Linked DNA regions of Homo sapiens: region 1 is linked to region 2. A link is a loop called in an ENCODE intact Hi-C map of the cell type or tissue named here. Cell type or tissue: dorsolateral prefrontal cortex. All regions are shown on one strand. Links, peaks and the distances in the headings refer to the core of each region. The heading gives the core; the rest is flanking DNA. Region 1 holds the start of LOC105369496 (a long non-coding RNA gene). Region 2 has its middle 33 kb from the start of LINC02764.

Region 1 (10,351 bases), core at 983-8,982, 150 kb before region 2:
ATATATGATAGGATAATCAATGAAAGACTTTAAAGCATAAGAATATATAGTAGTGGGGCTGGGCACAGTGGCTCACACCTGTAATCCCAGTACTTTGGGAGGCCAAGGCGGGTGGGTCACTTGATGTTAGGAGTTCAAGACCAGCCTGGCCAACATGGTGAAACCACATCTCTACTAAAAGTAGAAAAATTAGCCAGGCATGGTGGTGGTACGCACCTGTAGTCCCAGCTACTAGGGAGGCTGAGGCAAGAGAATCATTTGAACCCAGGAGGCAGAGATTGCACTGAGCTGATATCATGCCACTGCACTCCAGCTTGGGCAACAGAGTGAGACTCTGTCTCACCAAAAAAAAAAAAAAAAAAAAAAAGGAATATATAGTAGTATACTAAAATTCTGTAGGAAAGTCAAATGGAATTCAAGGAGGAAAAAAGAATAGTAAAATCCCCAACTGTTAAAGAAGAGCTTGTTTTTTGTTGCTGTTGCTTTTATATAGATGATGGTAGGTATCAAAGTGCTATGGTTTTGAATTTCCTTCCGACACGTCTAAAACAGTGCTGTAGAAATTTTATTATGAAGTGGTAACATTTATAATAACCTGGGAAAAACACCTTATAAAATTATTTAAACTCCTAATGACAAAATTTATGCATCAACTTAAAATACGAAGGGGTTTTTCTAATTTCTTACAGGAGTTCATGAGCCAAAATTCTTGAGGGTTCCTGTTCTAAAACCAGCAATGGCCAAACTCAAGGAAAGTGCCTGTAATGAAGAAAATGTGAGCAGCACTGGAGGGCAAAGGGGGAAATGCTTTTGACTAGAGGTGATACAAGGTGGTGACCTTTGTTGAGCAGACTTTTTCCTTGCAATATCTCACTTCCATTCTCCTTCACAAACACCAACTAAGGGAGGTGTTCCTTGTTAAGAGTGTAGGCTCTGGGGTCAAACTGCTCCTCCACCTACCAACCAAGGGACCCGGGGCACATGCTTCAAACTGTGTGACGCTGGATCCCCTCACCAGCCATATGGGGAGGCCTGGTCCCCATCTCCCAGGGATGCTGTGAGGACAAACTGTGATCACTCATGCAAAGTCCTTAGAGTGGCCCCAGCATCTAGAAGGAATCAGCAAACATTTGCTATTTGTGTCATCAGCCCTGTTTGCCAAGAAGGAAACTGAGGCCCAGAAAAGGTAAGCACTTTGAGATCTGACCCAGCGATTCCCCCATGCTGTGCGGCCTCCCTCCATCTCCAGAGCAGGCAGCATTGGCCTTCGAGATGGCTGCCTGTTCTTGCAGCCCAGTGTGCGGCTCTCTTCTCACGCCATCCTGCCGCCCTGGGCATGTCTCCTGCCTGCTCCTCTACACTGAAGGAGGTGGCACAGAAGCCTCTGCAGGGCAGCTGTCCTGGGAGTGGGGGCAGGGGAGCGCCAAGTGTGCAGGAAAGTGGGGACAAGGGCAGGGGCACGATGCTTAGCAGACCCATTCATCTGTCACTTCTGGTCCTTTCCTCAAGCTTCACAGAATGCCTGCCTCTGATTTGAAAAGCATTTCGCCTTTATGGGAAACTAAAAGTGTTTATTCTTAAAATGTCAAGAGCAGAGTGAAAATGAAGGAAACAGTAAAGGAACTGAGGTGTGAGCTTGCCACCTTCTCTTACAATTTACCCCCAGCCTCATCCTCCGCTCCTCATAGTCAATTCAGGGAAAGAAGAAGCCCACAGGCTCTGCAACCCATGGCTGCTCCACCTTCTGCCCACAGTCTGCCCTACAGGAGAGGCCTGTCAGCCAAGAGCAAGAGAGGGACTCAGTTGTCCCCAAGGTGTCTGTGCTTTTTGCATAGGCCCCAAAACATCTCAACCAGCAAGACCTCCAACTCCCTGACACTTGTGCACTGATATCCTTCCACACAGCATCCTGGTTATTTTCTTCCTGTGTGTTAACCCAAGCAGTTAACAATTTGATTTGTCTGTTTGTGTATTGTCTGTATCCCCTCTCTTGATATTAGAATGCAAACTTCAAAGAGTCAGCAACCTTGTCTGTCTTGTCTATGGTTAAGTCACCATAGTCTAGCACAGCCCCTAGCACATAGTAGCCGCTTGATAAATGTTTAAGTGCATTAAGGGATGACTGCATGACTGAAAAGTCTTTGTCTCCTTAATATACCCGAACTGGTAGGGCCTCTGTCTCCTAACACAACTGGACTGACATGGCCTTTTTCCCTCCCTACACCTGAACTGACATGTTCATTCATTCATTCTTCAAATACTTTGTGAACACTGAGTGTGTGCTGGATACTGTAATAGACATCAGGTAGACGTGGAGCTCACAATTCAGGAGAGGACAGGCTTTAAACAAATAAGCAGACACATGCTATGTTCATCTGTCTGATGGCTTGTGCAGGAAAAGTGAAGAGCACTAGGAGAGAGGAAAGAGAGCGGGTGCTGGTGTTTACTTTAGAATGGGGGGCCAGCCAAGACTGAAAGCTGAACCTGGCAAAAAGATGGAAGATGATTTCCAGGCACATGTGCGCACCCACACACACACACACACACACACACACACACACACACACACTCGTATGTAAATTCACACATAATTGCACACATTTGCACACAAGTGCTCAGAGATGGGAAAGACATCAGTGTCGTGGGAGCAACCTGAGAGCAGGAGGAGTGACATTTCCAGAGGATGGAGGGGTGAGGGGCTGAGGCCTGCAGATCTTGATAGGCTTTGTTAAGTCCTTCTGCCTTTTTCCTTAGGCTTGTGAAAAGCCTTGGAGGGTTTTGAGTAGGGGAGTCACATGATCCCATTCATATTTTACAAGATCTCTGATGCCTGTAAGGAAAACAGGTTGACTATGAGCAAGAGTGGAGGCGCAGGCACTGATCAGGACACTCTTGGTGTAGTGCAGGTGAGAGCCGGAGTCATGGTAGCTTTGGCATAATTTCTGACCCTCTGAGAGGCACACCCCATTGACAAGGTATCATTCATTCATTCATTCACACATTTGTTCACTAAGAAATCATTAGTAAAAACTTTATCGTGTAACAGGTGCTGAGGATACAACAGCGAACAAGACAGACATAGTCTTTACCTTTATGGAGTTTACAATCTAGTAAGGAAACAGACCACTAAACCCAAACTTCCAGCCTTCCAGCCACCTGAGATGTGGTTCTGTAGAAAGGGAGGAAGAATCTGTAGGACACTAGGAGAGATACCTGGCCCTGACATGGGAGGTGAGGGACAGCAGGGTCAAGGAGAGATCTAGGTAAGCATTACCAACTCCCTGATACACATGAACTGACTCCAGGTTTGCCTCCTGAAACAACCAGGTGGTCTTGGGTTTCATTCATCTAATCGTCCACTGACCAACTGCACTAGGTTGGCACAGGCAACTCAGTGGCCCAAGCTGAAGGCATCACCTGTGACCTCCAACTATCCCCATGTGCAATTCTGCCCCTACACTGTATCCTGTGACTCAAAAATGACACTTTCATCTACAAAGTTGTCTGAGCCATTAATCTGGGCATCCCTCTCTTGCCCCTTGCATCCAATCACCCACCAAGTCCTACTAATTCCGCTGCCCAAGGGCTGGCTCCCTCCCCGCAGTCTCTTAAGTTCCATTGGTATTCCCCTTGTCCATTGTCTGTTGCCTAGGTTGCTCCAACAATCCCGCATTGTTCTACCACCTCCAAGCTGCCCACCAACCATGCTCTGATGCATTTGTAGTCTTTCAAATGTGCACTTCTGCCTGGCGGCCTCCTCCTGGCTTCAGCCTTGAACCTCACCTTGATTGCCACTTCCTTTGGGGAAACTCCTCTGATGCTTTCCCTGGTGTAGGTAGCTCCCCCGCCTGATGCCATCACACCGTGGAACAGCCACATTTCACTGTTAGGTCCTGGCCTCCCACATCAGACTCTGAGCTCTACAAGGGCAGGTACTGTGTCTTTCTTGCTTACCCCTTTATACACATCTCCTTCCCCACAGAACAAAAATGCCTAACAAGGGTCATTTTGCAAGGGAGATGTGATCCCTTGGCAGGGAAATCTGGGCAGGATTTCTGATGATAAATAAATAAATGAGGAGCCCACAGCTGGTGCACAGGTGGCCCCTGGCCTGATCTAGCCTGGCACTTTCTTCCCCTCTCCTTTGCTTTCCCTCCTTGCAGAGCTGGCTGCTGTGACCACAAATGGAGAGGAAACATGATTTATATTTCTTTCTTTAGTTTGGAGAGTGCTGTGACAGACATAGATAAAGTATCTCTCTCCTCACCCCACCCCCCCCCCAATTTTTTCTTTGGGTTTGTGAGTCTTTGAAGACAACCATCTGAAATGGGTTGACAGGCAGGTGTTTGGGAGAGGGAGAGAGCTGGGAATAAGGTGTTTTGACTGAGAGAAGAGCCACTAATGCATCCATAGCTGTTACCAGTGTGATGACAATTGCAGTTATGGAGGCACTTTGATTGGGGAGGAGGAAGAGGAGAGAGAGGAGAGAAGCCATCTTCTTATCTGTCAGAGGCAATAGCAGAGTCTGGGAAAGCTAGACCCTCTCACTGCCTCTAAAAATCTTTCTGGACAAAAATAAAATAAAATAAAATAAAGTAAAAACTAAGCCAGGTCTGTCTGGACCTGGGGAACAGTAAAGTGGCTTAGATATGACCTGAGGCACACCCCATTCTTTATTTGCTTCTCCTGGAATTGATACCTGTAGAGCCTCCAATAGACATTTTTAGCTACTCAGCAGGATGGGTCTCCTATGTGCCCATGTCTCAGGTGCTAGAGGGTCCTAGAAGTTACTATTTCGACCCTTAAAGCACAGTGAATGCATATGGATCCCTGGACTCTGCCCCGATTTACCCAAGCCTTCCTCTTCATGTGTGATCTTGATAGATGAAGAGAGTAGAGAAAGGGAGAGAAATCCTAAAACTGAGAAAGTGCTGGGAATGGAAGGGAACTGCTGGACCCAGCTGCTCTGCAGGGAGAGAGACACGTTCCAGAGAACAGCACAGTCATAGTACAGAAAACACAGAAGCACATTTGTCTGGGACATCAAGTGTGTGTGTGTGTGTGTGTGTGTGTGTGTGTGTGTGTGTGTGTGAGAGAGAGAGAGAGAGAGAGAGAGAGAACAAGGATTTAGTGGAAGTTCAGCACTGAGTCCTATTGAAAATGAAGCCAGAGCTGACAGATGTCAGCCGACTCCAGCTACGCCTACTGCAGACATCAGGGCAGCCCAAGCTCAAGATGCCCTCCTGCTCCTGCCTGCCTTGAGGGTTCATGCTACCCTCAGAGCCAAGCAGGCAAGGAGGCCTCAGGCAAGCTCAACCAGACAATCTGTACTGTCAGATTCTGGGCAAAGGAGGCATCACTGTGTTCCCTTCCTTCCTAAAAGGCAGAGTTCTGCTATCCATATTCCTGCCTGCAGCCCAACACACACACACACACAAACACACATGCACACACACACAGCACCAACACTACCACCACAATGACCAGCAGCAGCGGCAGCTTTTGCCAGGCAGCTATACCAGGCTGCCTCATCCTATTTACTAACCAAAAGGAAGAAACTAAAATCCAGTCCTAGACTTGGCTGTGCCTCAGCCCCATAAAGCCTTGCAACATCCAGAGTTCTCACGTAGCCCAGAAAATAAGAGTAATGAACAGCTTACATGTATTCAGTGCTAACCACAGATAGGCATTGTGCTAAGTGCTTTGTGAGACTTACCTTGCATACCCCTCACAACTCTCTGAGGCAGTTTCAGTTATTAGTTCCGTTTTGTCAATGAAGAAACCAAGCCTAGAAATTAAACAGGTAAACAAACCAAGCAACCCAGAGTCATCCAGAGCTACCAAGGACCATGGCCTCAAAGAAGGCTTCTCTGACTTCCCAGAGCTGACTTAGATGCCTCTCCTTTGGGCTCAAGTAAGGATCTTAGCACTTACCACATAGCATTATAATTAAGGGCTTATACACCATGACCAAATTTTTCACTAGTGGAATGTCAATGAAAGCCATTTGTGCAATTTCCAGGCCTGTGCACCTGTGATTCCACTTCCACCATGTAGATGAGGGCAAAGCCCCATGACAGTGGTTCTTAAACTTGGCTGCTATTGGAGTCAATGTGTAGCCAAGTTTGGGAACTGCTGCTTTAGAAGATGCCACAGAAACACGATGGAAGGAACCTGTGACCCTGGATGACTGTATGAAGCAGATCATCCTGCCAACTGGGAACATCCACCTTGAACAGTTACGTAAGAGAGACATCACCTCTATCTTACCTACCCTCACAAATGCCATGGAGATGCCTGAGGAGTAGAAGGAAAATCTGATTATCACCTGGAGGCCTGGACTGTCAACCGTTGGTCAGGAAAGGCAAAGGCACCAGCAATTGCTTGCTTGTAAACACACATGCACACACATGCACAGCTCACACACTTTTGCTGCACAGTTCTCCCTGTCCCAGTCACCATTAAAGCAGCAATCAGCTAAAGCCACAGTTTTCCTGGCTTCCCACCAGGCTCTGATTAAGAGAGAACTTCTCCACCCACCTTCCTCACTCCAAGGAAGGCTGAGCGCCAGCTTCCTCCTTTACATTCTCTTCCTGTTCCTATAAAGCAATTAAAGTTTCCTGTAGACTTCACCTTTCCTATCTTCTCTCGTAGAACTTGGCTCATATTTTTGTCTTGTTCTGAACCCACAAGTTTCTCCTTCTAGTTCAGAAGATGAAAAAAATCCCATGATTCAGCTGACCACCTGTAGGGAGGGGGCTCCTACCTAAGTCCCTGGTGTAAAATTCAAGTAGAATCCTGCACCACTGCTGCTTGGAAGTTGGAGGCCAAGCAAGCTTAGTAGCCTTGGAGTTTAGAAATGGGGCTCCTTGCAAGCAGAGACCTCAGGATGAGGAGTGCCTTCTAAGGAGAGGAAACCGTGGCCATTCCCCAGAGAGGCAAAGTGGCAGACCCTGAGTCCAGGACCATGGACAGGGAAGAGCAGGCCCGAGAAGCATGTGGACGAGAAGGAAGATAACTCCCTGAGTAGATGGCCCAGACTGGGTGGTTAGCACTGAGTGAAAGCACCTCAGGCATGGTACCTATCAAAGAAGAGATGATACCTCTTAGGGATCTGGGATCAAAAAAAAGAATGTCAACAAAAACAACATGTGGGACAATACAAGCAACACAGGGAAATGTCCTAGCCATAATGTGACTTTTATCCCATAGGACAAAGCATGCTACAGTTCCATGAGGGAGGTGCTGCCACCCAAGCTGTAGTACTGAGCTCCTTCCTGCTCTCTATGTGACCCTAACCAGTCAACTGGGCTTCTCTGAACTTCAGTTTCTTTATCCACAAAATTAGTATGATGGTAATAGCTTTCCTAGTGACTTTACTATGGTGTTAATAAAATCAAGATGATGTATATGAGGGTAAATAGTAAAACATAATTTGTGATAAATATTTCACATCTCTGGTTTTCTACTGGCTTCAGATGAAATTTCGTTGCTGAGTAGTGAGACTTCAGTATAGAAGCTACTCATCAAATATTTGCTGGAGCACTGTTGATTTTGTTGTTTAAAAAAAGCAGTTAAGTAAACGCAGTCCCTTCTAGTCAGAGGCAAGTGGAAAGAAAAAGAGGAGAAAGGAGGCAGGTTTAGAGATTCAGACCTTGTGTAGATCTGCAGTTCTGTTCGGCTGCCTCCACATTGATCCTCCTGCTTCCTTTCCCTTGCAGTGAGTCTAGAGAGGGTCTGCAGGAGAAAGAGCAGAACAGGGAAGCAAGTGAGTGAACCCTGGGAAGGGCTCTTACCCAGGCTCCCGTCCTCACTGTTCCAGACAGATTGTTTATAACAGTGGTTGTCCATGTCACAGAAAACCTGTCCTCCCCACAGCCCACAGCAGCCATGCTCTAGATCATGTAAGTTCCCCTCAACTGACTACAGCTGAGTGATAGGCATCTGACCCAAGAATCTAATCTATAGTCTGGCAAGTGGGCAAGGAGTTGGCCTGGCATGATAATTTTCCCCCAGGGTTAATGACTTAGAAGAATATGGGAAGAATAGGGCAGTTAGCAGTTATATTAGTCCATTTTCACACTGCTGATAAAGACTTAACTGAGACTGGGTAATTTATAAAGAAAAAGAGGTTTAATTGACTCACAGTTCCACATGGCTGGGGAGGGCTCACAATCATAGCAGAAGGCAAAAGGCATGTCTTACATGGTGGCAGGCAAGAGAGAATGAAAGCCAAGCAAAAAGGATTTTTCCTTATAAAATCACCAGATCTCATGAGACTTATTCACTACCACAAGAAGAGTATGGGGAAACAACCCCCATGTTTCAATTATCTCCCACGAGGTCCCTCTCATGATGCATCGGAGTGGTGAGAGCCACAATTCAAGATGAGATTTGGGACACAGCCAAAGCATATCAGCAGTGAACAGAGGAACTAAAAGTCATGAAGTAAAGAGAGGCTGGGGAGGGGAGCATGAGGGGCCATGGGTGGGCCAAAGTTCTGAGCAAGAAGAAACCATGAGATAGAGAGAAGTCAGAGCAGAGAGCAAAGAAGAGAAGTGGGCAGACATGGAGAGAGGAAAACACAAGGAGAGGAGCCCAGACCCATCAGGACTGTGCCCCTAATGCCACTAATGCCCTAATGCCACTGCCATGTGTTCTGCTCTCAGCCTCCCCAATCCTGGTTCACCCTAGAGCCAATTCCTCCCAGAGCTTGTTTGTTCAGCTTCTCCAGAGTGCCCTGGAAGCTGGGCTTTGTGGCTGGCCTTCTCATTTTCTTATTCCTATGTGCATCCTTACCAAAAATCCTGCATTACTTGAGGAACGCTGTTTGGGTTTCTGCTTCTTGCAATCCAAAAATCTAAGCAAATAGGCTGCCGCTGGGGATTTGGCAGCTTGAATCTCAGAGCCTAGGGTCGTTGGCACATCCCTAGGTTGTCTGTCTAGCAAAGCTGGGGCAGCTGAGCTCGGCCCTACAGTCTGGAAGGGCTGGCCTTGAATGGCTGAAGCTCCTGTTCCTGAGCCCAGTTCAGGGTCCTCGCCATCAGAATAACAATGAGTTCACACAAGCCAGCAGGTGTGCAAGCCCAGCCCTTGCCCATCCGTTCTAGTTAACTAGGGAGGCCCATGCATGTGCCATTGTCCTGCCTTGGCATCAAGACTATGATCTGCTAAACATGCTGAGAGAGGATGGGTAACTAGAGATGGATGCCAGACCCTATATCTTTATGCAATCTCTTGCCTAAAATTCACAAAGCCTGATGCAAAGGTACAGAGGCTTCCTGCCCAGCTTCCTTCTCTTTACACCTGGGCGCCATCCTATACCACTGATGGCCACATGCACAGAGGGGCAGATTCTCTGGCCATAAGTTCAAGCTTCATCTACACTTGTCCCATCCCCTCAATAGCCACTCTTTGGCCAGCCTTCAGGCCTTGGGGCATGCAGACCAGTGATGAACCTGGAAGTGCACCTGGGAAGAGGCCCCTGTGATTCTGGAAAGGGTAGTTCAAGTCTGTTTAGTCTGTGTCCCAAGTACATTGAATGTGGGACAGAAGGGGACATGGGTATAGTATAAATACTGCCTTTATTCTCTATACACAGCACCAACAAGAGCAGCAGCTTTGCCTCTGGCTTTGTTCCGGGCTGTAGATAAGAATGCCTGTCATTCACAAAGGGCTTACTATGTACCTGCTACTAAGTATGCTTTGTATATTAACTTATTAGATTGTTAAATGACACTGACTTATCATTATTCTTAATTTACGATGAGGAAATTCAGGCACAGAGAGATTAAGCAACTTGCCCAGGAGTACATATAAAGTCAGTGGTAGCCACAGGATTCCAACCCAGGCAATCTGGCCCCAGGGTCTGGGCTCTAACCATTTTGCAACACTGCCTCGACAGCTGAAGTGGAATCAGGGCTTTCTGCTCACTTCAGACTCCAGTCTGGGCCCAGTGGAGGCACAGAAACCACTCTCCTCTCATTTCCCTTTCTGTCGATAGCTGTGAACACAGCATCTCCATCTCAACCTTGTCCACCGAAGAGCCTCTCCAGGCTTCCCAGGGGCATGTGAAAGGCAGCCTGGGAGCGGTGTCTGGAAGACATTTTCAACTCAGATAGAGTGGAAAACAGGTCAATGCTAATACAGTCACTCTCCGTATCTGCAGGTTCCACATCTGCAGATTCAGCCGATCACAGATCAAAAATATTTTTAAACTAATAAAAAATAACAATACCAAAATAACGAATAATAGGAAAATTTAAAAACAGAGTATTACAATTATTTACATACTATTTAAATTGTATTAGCTATCATAAGTAATCCAGAGATGATTTAAAGTACAGTCATG
Region 2 (10,351 bases), core at 1,040-9,039:
CCCCTAGGGCAGCTCTGTGAGGGCCTTGTACATAATGTTTCTACTGAGCAGCATGCTTCAGTGATGATGATGATGATTATGATCGCTGTTATAGTTGCTTTTCTTGTTATTAATAGCTGTAACTTAATATTTCAAAATCTGCTCAGAGCTTAGGGCATGAGATACAGCCAGTCTCCCAAGGAGGCAGCCTGGGGAAGTGAAAAGGTTTGGAAGCAGATGGGCCTCTCTACCACCTACTAGCTGCAGGACTGTAATGTGAGTTTGCTGCATTATTTTTGGATAGCCAATTCTGTTATAGAATCAAGAAAGCAAACTGGGTGGATGAAACTTAAAAGGACATACAAGCATCAGGTAATTTTGGATTCATTGTGGAAGCCAGCCGCCAAGATGACCCCAGTGGTCCTAGCTCCTTGACCCCGGTATATTCCTTTCCCAGGGTGGGCAGGGATGTTCTGCATAACCAATAGGATACTGCAGAAATGATGGTGTGAGACTTTGGAGGCCAGATCATAAAGACACTGCTCTCCCTTAGACTACTTGCCCTTGGGGAAGAGAGCTGCCATGCCATGAGGATACTCAAGTAGCCCTGCAGAGCAGTTCATGTGGTGCTACCGCCATCACCAGCTCCAACTTGCCAGCCACATCCAAGACATCTTGGAAGCAAATCCCCCAGTTCCAGTTAAGATGACAGCAGCCCTGGGTGACATTGTGACTGCAACCTCATGAGAGCCAGAACGACCCAGCCAAGCTGCTCCCAAATTCCTGACCCACAGACACTATGATAGATGGAAAATGTGAATTGTTATTTTAAGCTGCTAAGTGTTGGAGTATTTTACTATATAGCAATGGATAACTAAAGCTAGCATAGATAGAAGGCAAACAAGCAGCTTACGAGGTATAGGCAAAACCCATAGGATGTGTGAAGTGTAGATGATGAGTGAGTAAGCAGCTTGTGAGACAGGCAGAATTCATAAGATATGCTAATTATAGCTACTGAGTTAGTAACCTGTAAGACATCCTAAAGATATATACTGTAAATGGGACATATAATAAAACAAATCAGAGTGTTATCTACTAACTATAGATAGAAAGTCATAGAGATAACAAGTCATAATCATGCCATCTCTGGGCTAAAAGCTTTATCAACTCTAAATTAGGTACCCATTGATTGACACCCACAGGGTCTCATTTTGGCCCCAGGTGCTCTGTATAAGAAATGCAAATAAGGCCGGGTGCTGTGGCTCACACCTGTAATCCCAACATTTTGGGAGGCCGAGCTGTTGGATCACCTGAGGTCAGGAGTTTGAGACCAGCCTGGCCAACATGGCAAAACCCCATCTCTACTAAAAATACAAAAAATTAGCCAGTCATGGTGACGGGCACCTGTAATCCCAGCTACTTGGGAGGCTGAGGCAGGAGAATTGCTTGAACCCTGGAGGCAGAGTTTGCAGTGAGCCAAGATTGCACTGCAGCCTGGGCGACAGAGAGAGACTCTGTTTCAAAAAAGAAAGAAAGAAATGCAAATACATTCTCGACTGTTCGGAAGGCTAATTGGCAAGCTGTAGCTATAGCTAAGCAAACTTGTTTTAGCCCCCATATTCCTCCTGTCAGACAGCAAAATTATGCTTTGGCCCAAGAGATCTTTGGTGTGTATTTGGCCTTCTTGCTCAAATCTCAATTGTGATCCTCATAACCACACCATCAGCAGGGAAGGCTGATGCAGCAGAGAGAGGGAAGATACACAAGCTTATATACCCCAGGATCCAAGGAGTATGGTGCTTCCACCTGGCAGCTCCCATCTGAAGTGAGCTAACCTACCCTATCCCTCTCCCCTTGCTGTTGCTTTGGGTTTTCAACAGATTTAGTAAACTGTGAGTTTAAGCACTTTAATTTGGCCCGTGAATCCTCCTATTCTGACACCTCTGACAGAACTTATCTAGTAGAGTATGCAGAGGCCACATTGCATTAAGGTAATTTCTCACATTCCTGGAACCTTGGAAAAGCCACTTCACTACTCTGATTCTCAACCTTCCCATTTAAAAACAGGAGCTAATACTACATGCTTGACAGTGCTTTAAGAATAAATGAGACACTTGGGAGAAGAAATAATGGAGTGCCAGGCACAAGACAGGTGCTTACCAAAAAATTATTCCTTCTGTTTTAGGTGACCCTGTAACTGTCTCTAACCTCAGCCAGGTCATCCACTGAAAGAGTATTGTAATACCTACCTCACAGTTGCTCTGAGGATTAAATAAGGTAACATTTCTGAAAGTATCTAGCACAGGACCTTGGTAGATGGCCAATCCATTTAAATTTTCTGTCTTTCTTTCCTTACAAATAAAAAAAAAGTATAACAGCTGCCTCTGAGATATAATTTCAAAATTGTGGAAATCCCTCCATCCCCATCCCCAAGTCAGGTCACAACCCTCATCTACTCCCCTGCCTCCCATTCCTTTGAAGGGTTAGGGCTTTTGTTCCTTAATGGAGAATTACAACTCATCCTGGAGGAAGAAACCAAATGACTTAAATTCACCCTAAGACACAAATGACTAACAATAGATCCTTGCTCAGAGGGAAAGACTTTATTGGGAAAGGGAGGAGGGAGTAAGAAGACAGGGTTCAGAGGAAGGGCAGTCAGAAGTGAGAGTAGAGAAAGGCCTTCAAAAGGGAGGCCTGGATACAAAGTCATAACAAAGACACGCTTAGCCCTGTGGGTCTGACAGGACAGGACAGGCCAAGAGAGCCCCTCCTTCAGAGAGTCCTTCTCAAAGACAGCCTCCCTCAGCGAGAACATCCTTCAGAGAGCTGCTCCCAAGGACAGCTCCTCACTTAGAGAGCCCCCCTCAGGGAGCACCTCCCTCAGACAGCCCCTCCCTCAGACAGTCCTCCTCAAAGAGAGGCCCCCTCAGACAGCCCTTTCCTCAGACAGCCCCTCCCAAAGACAGCCTCCCTCAGGGAGAACCTCCTTCAGAGAGCCACTCCCAAAGACAGCCCCTCTCTTAGAGAGCCCCTCTCAGGGAGCACCTCCCTCAGAAAGCCCCTTCCTCAGACAGTCCCTCCGAAAAAAGCCCCTCCTCGGAGAGTCCCTTCATCCAAGAGCTCCTCTCAAACAGAGTCACTTCCTCAGACAGCCTCTCCTGAGAGCCCCTCTCACAGAGCCTATCCCTCAGAAAGCCAGTCCCTTGCAGAAGATGTGAAGCCCTTTTCAGGTGCAGGAGTCAACAACCAAGAATGGAGCGAGCATTCGAAGGAAAGGAGTTGCGACAGCAGGAACGGTTCATCTCCCCCAGAAAGGACCACCGCTCTCCTGTCCTTAGGGCTTCTCCTTGGCCTCAGGATAAGGAAGAGGATTGTAGGATTTGCCACTCAGACCAAAACTGGCCCTCCAGAGTGGATTTCAGGCTAGACCAACAGAGTCCCAGAGCACTGTGGCAGCATAGAGGGAGACTGCAGCCTGCCGTGGGAAGCACATTAGGGTTTAGAGGCAGAAGTTCTGATTTCAAATTTCAGCTTCACACCTTATCAGGGCTGTGTCCTGCACAAGTCTATAATGTGTCAGTCAGCATCACCAGAGCAAAATGGCGGTCATCACACTACTTGCAGAGCAGATTTGCCTGGCAAAGCTTAAGCCTCCCACCCCCTTCACCTCATGGTCCTGGGATCGTGGGGAGTTTCTGTGTGGAAGTGTTCTGGGGGAAGGGGAAGTCTGGCTGACAGGGATGGAGGGTGTGTTTGTGTGTGTGTGTGTGCATGTGTGGAAGTGTTTCTATATAAGCATTTCTGATAAACTGCTTGAAGAGATCTCAAAAGAGACCTGACTTTCTAGGGCTCTAGTGATTTTGTGTGTGTGAGATTCATTTTGTGTCATTCTGAATCAAGATTCACTTTTGTGTTTGTAATTTTATTCTCTTTTTCTTAAAGCCACCTCCCTCTAATTGTACAAGCTTCAAACCCCACAAAGCCTGGATCCACCTAAAGTCCTCAGAGGGCTGTCACATGGATAAAATGAAGTGCCCCCTCAAAAAGTGATCAACTCACCTAGAAGTAGAAATTGATGCTTACTAAATCTGATTCGGTGGTCCCCTTTCCATCTGCCCACCCAGGTGAGGTGCGGTAAGAAGAGACAGGCAGCCCAAGAGGCCTCCCGCAAGTTCAGAAACAGATTACAGAGTTGGCAGGGAGTCTGCTGCTCTCCCACCAGGGCCCCTCTGCTCAGACAGGGCCAGATGATGTAGTGACTTTATTCAGTGGATAAACATCCAATTCAGCTTGCTGGAGGCCCCCCAGCCTCACATTACTGTTGACACAAAGCAGATTCCCTTTCTCTAAACCACTGTTTATATTTTAGCCAAGTGTCCTACATAAATCTCAGATCCAACCATCAGACTCTCTGGCTGCTACAGAAATGATCAAGACCAACGAGAGAAAACAGCCTAATAAGGAGCTTACAGAAGGAGCTGGGGGTATCTCTAAACGAAAGGCTGCCTTGGGGGTACATACCAGGCAACCCAGTTCTGAGACTCTCCAAAACTGGGGGCCAGCACAGACTTGGAAGCACCTGCAGCTAAAATAAAGGGTCTTTTAAAGAACTGGGTCTCAACCAGGGCACCAGGCCTATGAAATATACATTCAGTTCAACTCAGGTTCACAGAACATTCTCAAGTCCCAATTCAGTCGTTCTAGGAAATATGTAGGCTGGGTTCCAGTTCAGACATATTTTTCAATAGGTGTTTTTTTTTTTTTATTTTCAGAAAAAAAATAAATAGAATACAAACTTTGTAATAATAGCTTTGTGGTTCCATAAATTAATATTAGTGCTTGGTTAGAGCTCAGCACAGTTGTGTGGTAAATTGTGGTTTGGGGCTCAGGGTCTGGCTGAGGTCCCTGATTTGAAGGCCTCAAAGCCTGGAGAGCTGTGGCTTAAAAGGACAATGGAGAAATCTTTTCCTAGCAGTAGGAGCTAGCAGCTGAATGCACTTCATCTTGACTCAGCAAGGGACAGTTCAAACACCACTCCCCCAGCTGTAGCTTTTGGGTGAGGTCTCTATGTCTTTTCTGCCGTAGTCATGTGTGGATCATAAATGGCCTAGCCCAAAGCAGCTGTTATTTTAAAGAATAATTAAAAGAGCAAGAGTAATCCCTGGGGCATGGAGGAGGGGAGAGGGTATCTTTATATTCAGACGTTCTGGACTTGATTATAAATCCTAGAGCTTGGCTGCTCCACGGGGACCACGCTTCTCTAGGCTACCCGTCTACATGATTAACTGACTACTGCCATCTAGTGGATATGGAGGCCTTTGAAGTTCTAATGACTAATGTGCAGGATGTTGGGCATTGATCTTAAGAGAAGCTATGCTTAATTAGGGCAGCAGATCTCAGGGCGGCCTGTAGGTAGGATTACAGATCAATCACCCTGGAATATCCCCATACGCAATTTCTCTTTTCTGACAGAGATTAAAAGAGAAAAAAGAAAAAACTCAGTGCCTGTGGGTCATCAATGTTCTGAAGTTTATTTGGCAATTGAATCAAAACTGACATTCTGAGACATACAAAGGCTCGATGTGAAGACTACGGATAACAGCCTCACTGCTGTATTCTGAGAGGTCCATGCCGGCTGCTGCAGTAGCCAGACTGGTCCTTGGGCATGGCTGAGGTGGAGGGAAGAAGCCCTCAGCTAGCAAACAGAAATCTCAGCCTCTACAGCCATTCTCATGTAGGGCTGTGCCACCCTGTCCAGGCAGCCCCCAGGGCTTGGCCCCTGGGCAATGGGTATGAAATGCCCTTTTCTGGGTAGGGAAGAAAAAAGGGGCTAGGCCCAGACCCCGGAACTTCACCTCTGTCAGAGCTTCTGTTTACCTGCAATGGCTGTTCCCCCGACAGACACATATCTATAGATGTTCACTTTCAGACGCTAATCTGGAATTTTCAGAGAGTTTAAAAGATGAAAGATTAGCTACTTAAAGAATCAGCAAATATGTATAAATTCATCTTTAAGATAAATGGGAAATTTGGCAGGACTCAAAATATTTGAATCAACAACCACATATGGACACAGACCAAATCTACACAAAGCATTTGGGTAAAGCCTGCAAATATTTCTTTTTCAGTTATTGCAGCTTCAATTTCTCTTAGATTACAACCCAATCCCATCCCCTTTGCCCAGTGAGGCTATGAGGTTTCTGTCCAAAGCTGGAAATGGACCCCAGTCACTCCTTACTTCCCCTACCACTCCAGGCTTCAGTTTCCTCATCTGGAAAATGAACCAGTGGATCTGATTACCCCTGAGATCTCTTCCAGGTGAATTTGAATGCTTCAAGTCTAAATTTTCCTTTGCAAGATTTCCTCAAGTTTTGGCAGACGTGTGTTAAAGGCCTGGGGTGGACTGAACTCAGGATCTTTTACCATCATCTGGAGTGCTTCCCAAGGAGCATTTCATCCAGAAAAGGAGATTGTTTCAGGTTGAATATGACTTGAGCGCCCATCAGGTAAGATGTGTTAAAACAATTTTTGTACAGCAGGCCTAATGATAAGACAGCCTACCTGGGCTCCAGCCTGCCTGTAACTGTGTGAACTTAGCAAGTCCTTCACTCAGTCAGACTTTGCTTTCTACATCTGAAAAAGTCAAAAGAAAGAAAATAAAAACCTCAGCCTACCTCCCTCTCAGGGTTGTTACAAGGGAGAAAAGAGCATAAACAGATGCAAGAAGTGCTTCCTTAAAGAGTTCAATATGAATTGTTTTTCTGTTTAGGTTATGTTAAATCTATTTCATATTATTAATCCCTTCCAGATGACACCCATCAAACAAACACCCAAATGGTCCATGTCTGAAAGACCACAGACTTTTCTTTTGGGAAAAAAAAAAAAAAAAGCTAGGCCAAGCCTGAGATACATCGGGCTTTCTAACAACAGGGAAATTTGGCTCTTCTTTGGGCCTGTTCCTTTTTGTCCTGGAGGCTTGTTAATCAGCTGCAGGCTGCATTTTCCTTAAGAATTCAGGCTAGTAGTCAGTTAGTCATGTAGACAGGGGTAGCCTAGAGAAGCATGATGTCCATGGAGCAGCCAATGGAACTGGAGGCAGTAAAGGGAGGCAGAAGATGGCTTGGAAGCCACTGGCATGTTGCTTTAGTGGATAGTAATGAGGAGAGCCAGACCTCACGTTTTTCACCTGGAAGATCTGATACTGCTTCCCCTCCTCCACTGTAAACCCCTCCATGAAAGAGCAGAGGACCCGAAAACTGCAAGATGTGATTCATAATTGTCAATAACATTTGTGTCATTTTGATGCTCTAACTCTATTACGTTAATTGCTCTCCTCTCTACACTTTATTTTAAGGTGAACATTAATTGATTCCCAACTGTAATCACAATTATGGTGAGTTATCCTGATTAATGGAAGATGTGATTAATAGGTAGGAAGGTACAACTGCTTCTCCTTCCCAGGGAAGAGATGATATATGTTATTATAGCTCTGCTGTAGGCTTCATTTTCCTTAAGAATTCAGAGCCAATGCAAGCTATCAATCACCATATTCCATTGTTCTTCCCAGTTGACTGGACACAACTCCCATTCGGCCCAGCCTGTTTCTCTTCACTCACTGACTGTCCCTGCTTCCTTAGGGAACACTCCTACTCCAGACCCCCTGTGTTCCAGAGAGAAAAGAGAGATGCTAGCATGTCAGTTCTGAATTCTGAAAACGGAATCGTGAATTCTGGTACAGTCAAGATAGGCAAAGTGGTGAGTATGTATCATGGCCAGACCTAGAAAATAAACTGAAGTAGATAGAGGAGAAAAAGAAGTATTCATTTGTATACTCCAAGGCCTAGCATCATACCTGGCACATGGTAGCTGTTTACCACATAGTATTTGAAAATGAGAATAGGTGAATGAAGTTTATCATCCCTCCCTATGCCCTGACTACTAGTTGCCCATTGTGTTTCTGGACTCCTCTCTGCCACCCCACCCAGCCTTGTCCTCCTAAAGAGGATTCCCCTCTCCAAGCCTTACATCCTAGCTCACCTGTCCTGTGTCCTGCTCTGTGAGTGCCTTGCTAGGAGACAGGGTAGCTCAACAGATGTACCAACTGGTGTGAGAGCTAATGATAACTAACTGTCCCCAGTAACCTTGTAATAGAAACCTTACCTGCACCCCTTTACAACTCCTTTACATTTTGCTCAAACTTCCTTCCCACCCTCATCTCCAGGAATCCTCTCCTCCTGCCTACCCATCTCACACACCAGTTATGGATGATCAGTGAGTCCACTGGCATCTTCTGTGCAGGAGAAGTTAAGACCAATAGCTTAACTAGAAGGAGAAGTAGAAGACTTGCTTTGAAGCTGCAATGCGTGACAAGCATGGAGGTCTTCCTTTCTTATGGAGAATTTTTGTAGAGAGCTAATGTTTGCAGTTCATGATGCTATCAGCCACCTAGAGTGTTCTAAATTCATACTTATGTTTGCTTTCCAGGGGCAGAAAGGGCCTTGTCTCTGTCATCTCTCTGATGAGATTCTACTCTTTCCCCAGGCTTCGGCTTAAACAGAAGATCTTTTCAACCTGAGAGCCCTCCTGGCCAGGCAGAACGCATTTCCCTCTCCTAGGCCTGGAGGCCACCTGGCCACACCTCTACACAACTCCACACCTCTACACAACTCCACACCTCTCAGCATCATCACAACCTTGTAACCCAGATGTCTGCTGTCCTTCTGTGTCAGACAAATGTCTGGTCCCCTGAAGATCATACTGCAGTTTATACCTGTCCAAAGACAGCCAGCAGAGGGGGTGAGGGGCCAGAAGTTGAGCCCTCCCACTGCTTGCCACGCTGTGCTCCCTGCCCTGGGGCTAAACTCACCTGCAAGAAAGAAGCCTTTTTCTCCCCATAAAGGTTCTGCCCTTAACTGACCACACCCTGTGCTGGCTGAATCAGGTCAGGGGTGCATCGTTTCCTACGGAGCCCAAAGATACCCATGCGTGTTCAGAGCAGCCCCACTCTGACTCCAGGGTGCGATTCTCTTGTCACACCCTTGGGCTTGACCTCAGCTCCTTCACTTTATCATAAGTAATCAGCTACACTCAGATGTTGCGACTTTTTTGTAGACTTTACAGAAAAATCTCACAGGGAAGAAGATGGAGGTTTTCGCGTGTCTCACACACTGAAGCACACAACCTAATTCACCTGGCCCATTTATGTCCTCCAGGTCTGCTCCCACAAGGAGCAGAACTAGGTCCTCTCCTCCTGGCCTAGCCCAGCAACACCTCCTGGCTCCTGTCCCCATCTTCTTCCTCCTGATCCCATTCTCCACTTATGATCCAAACCCACCCTACCTCCTCCCTCAAACTTGCAAACTCTCTTCCATCAAAGCTCAGGAGACAAGCTTCAGCTACCAAGATTCCCTATTTCCCCACTTCACGATTTCTTCCTATGCCCCACTCCCAGACTAATAATTATAAGTTTAAAAAATACCCTTTAGTTATAATTTATGAGTTAATCTACCAATTAAAATGTGAGTTCCCTGAGGGCAGGGATTGTATATTATTTGCCTTTGTCTACTTGGTCTGACTTAGCTTTGAACTCCAGCTTCTTCACATACTGGCTGTGTGACCTTGGGCAAGTCCCTTAACTTCTCCGAGTCCTTGTTTCCCCATTATTGTAAAATAATGGCAATAATCATTTCTATTTCAGAGGGTTATTGTAAGGATTTAATGAGATGATACACATAAAAGGCTTGGCACATAAGTGCTAGATAGGTATTAGGTATTATTGTTAGTGTATTGCTAGGTATTATTGGTTATTATTATTAGGTATTAGCAGAATTATTACGGAACAGAAACGTACTCTCCCCCTGCCCCCATATACCTGGCAGTTGCCCTCATGCATGGGGTGACATTAAGTCTATCTCTATCTTCCTGCCACAGTCATCACCAACAGTACTCAAATGCCTTCTCTCAGAAAAATCATGCCAGATATATATTTGCATATGAGACACAGGAACTTCTTTGTCCAAATCGAGTCCATGTCTTGCCCACATGTGTCAGTTTGGTCCCAGAGCTGTACATTTTGAGGATCTGTGGTTGCTGGGTCTTTTTTCAGCCTCAGGGCCTTGCTGTTCTTAATCGGTTTGGTTTCAAAATAGCTCAGCCCTCCCAGGCAAAGGAAGCTGTAGGCTATGTCCTGATGGATGGTTAATAGATGCGTGTGGGCATGGGTGTATGTAAATATTTAACCACATCAGAAGAACTGAGATTCAGAGCTGTGGACCTGTGCTCGAAAGATTATGTTACAAGTCGGGGCCTTCAGCAAAAGCCTTGCTCTGAAGCTGCCGTAGAGACAACAGGCACATTTTCAATTTGGTTCAGT

Evidence for each region. Hi-C counts contacts between places; a loop is a spot of excess contacts. Peaks named below come from ENCODE experiments on the same cell type or tissue, not always from the same donor. Only the 100,000 strongest peaks of a DNase experiment are listed, where the experiment ranks them.
Region 1: it touches region 2 in a loop (4-fold over the local background); 3 of 110 quality-filtered maps call a loop at or near these places.

The regions. Positions count from the first base shown.
Region 1 is chr11:112,731,023-112,741,373 of GRCh38, reverse strand. It overlaps LOC105369496 (a long non-coding RNA gene), which reads left to right and starts at 3,833. Exons shown (of 3, transcript XR_948018.3): 1 at 3,833-3,932. RefSeq lists a silencer at 6,861-7,061. In dorsolateral prefrontal cortex, for the core only: no CTCF peak of the experiment used is centred there; DNase peaks (open chromatin) are centred at 5,123 and 5,474; H3K27ac peaks cover 3,347 bases.
Region 2 is chr11:112,583,278-112,593,628 of GRCh38, reverse strand. No RefSeq gene overlaps it. Among named protein-coding and RNA genes, the nearest start is that of LINC02764, 33 kb to the right of the region's middle. In dorsolateral prefrontal cortex, for the core only: CTCF peaks have their summits at 5,081, 5,285 (motif pointing left) and 8,744; a DNase peak (open chromatin) is centred at 5,228; H3K4me3 peaks cover 322 bases; H3K27ac peaks cover 968 bases.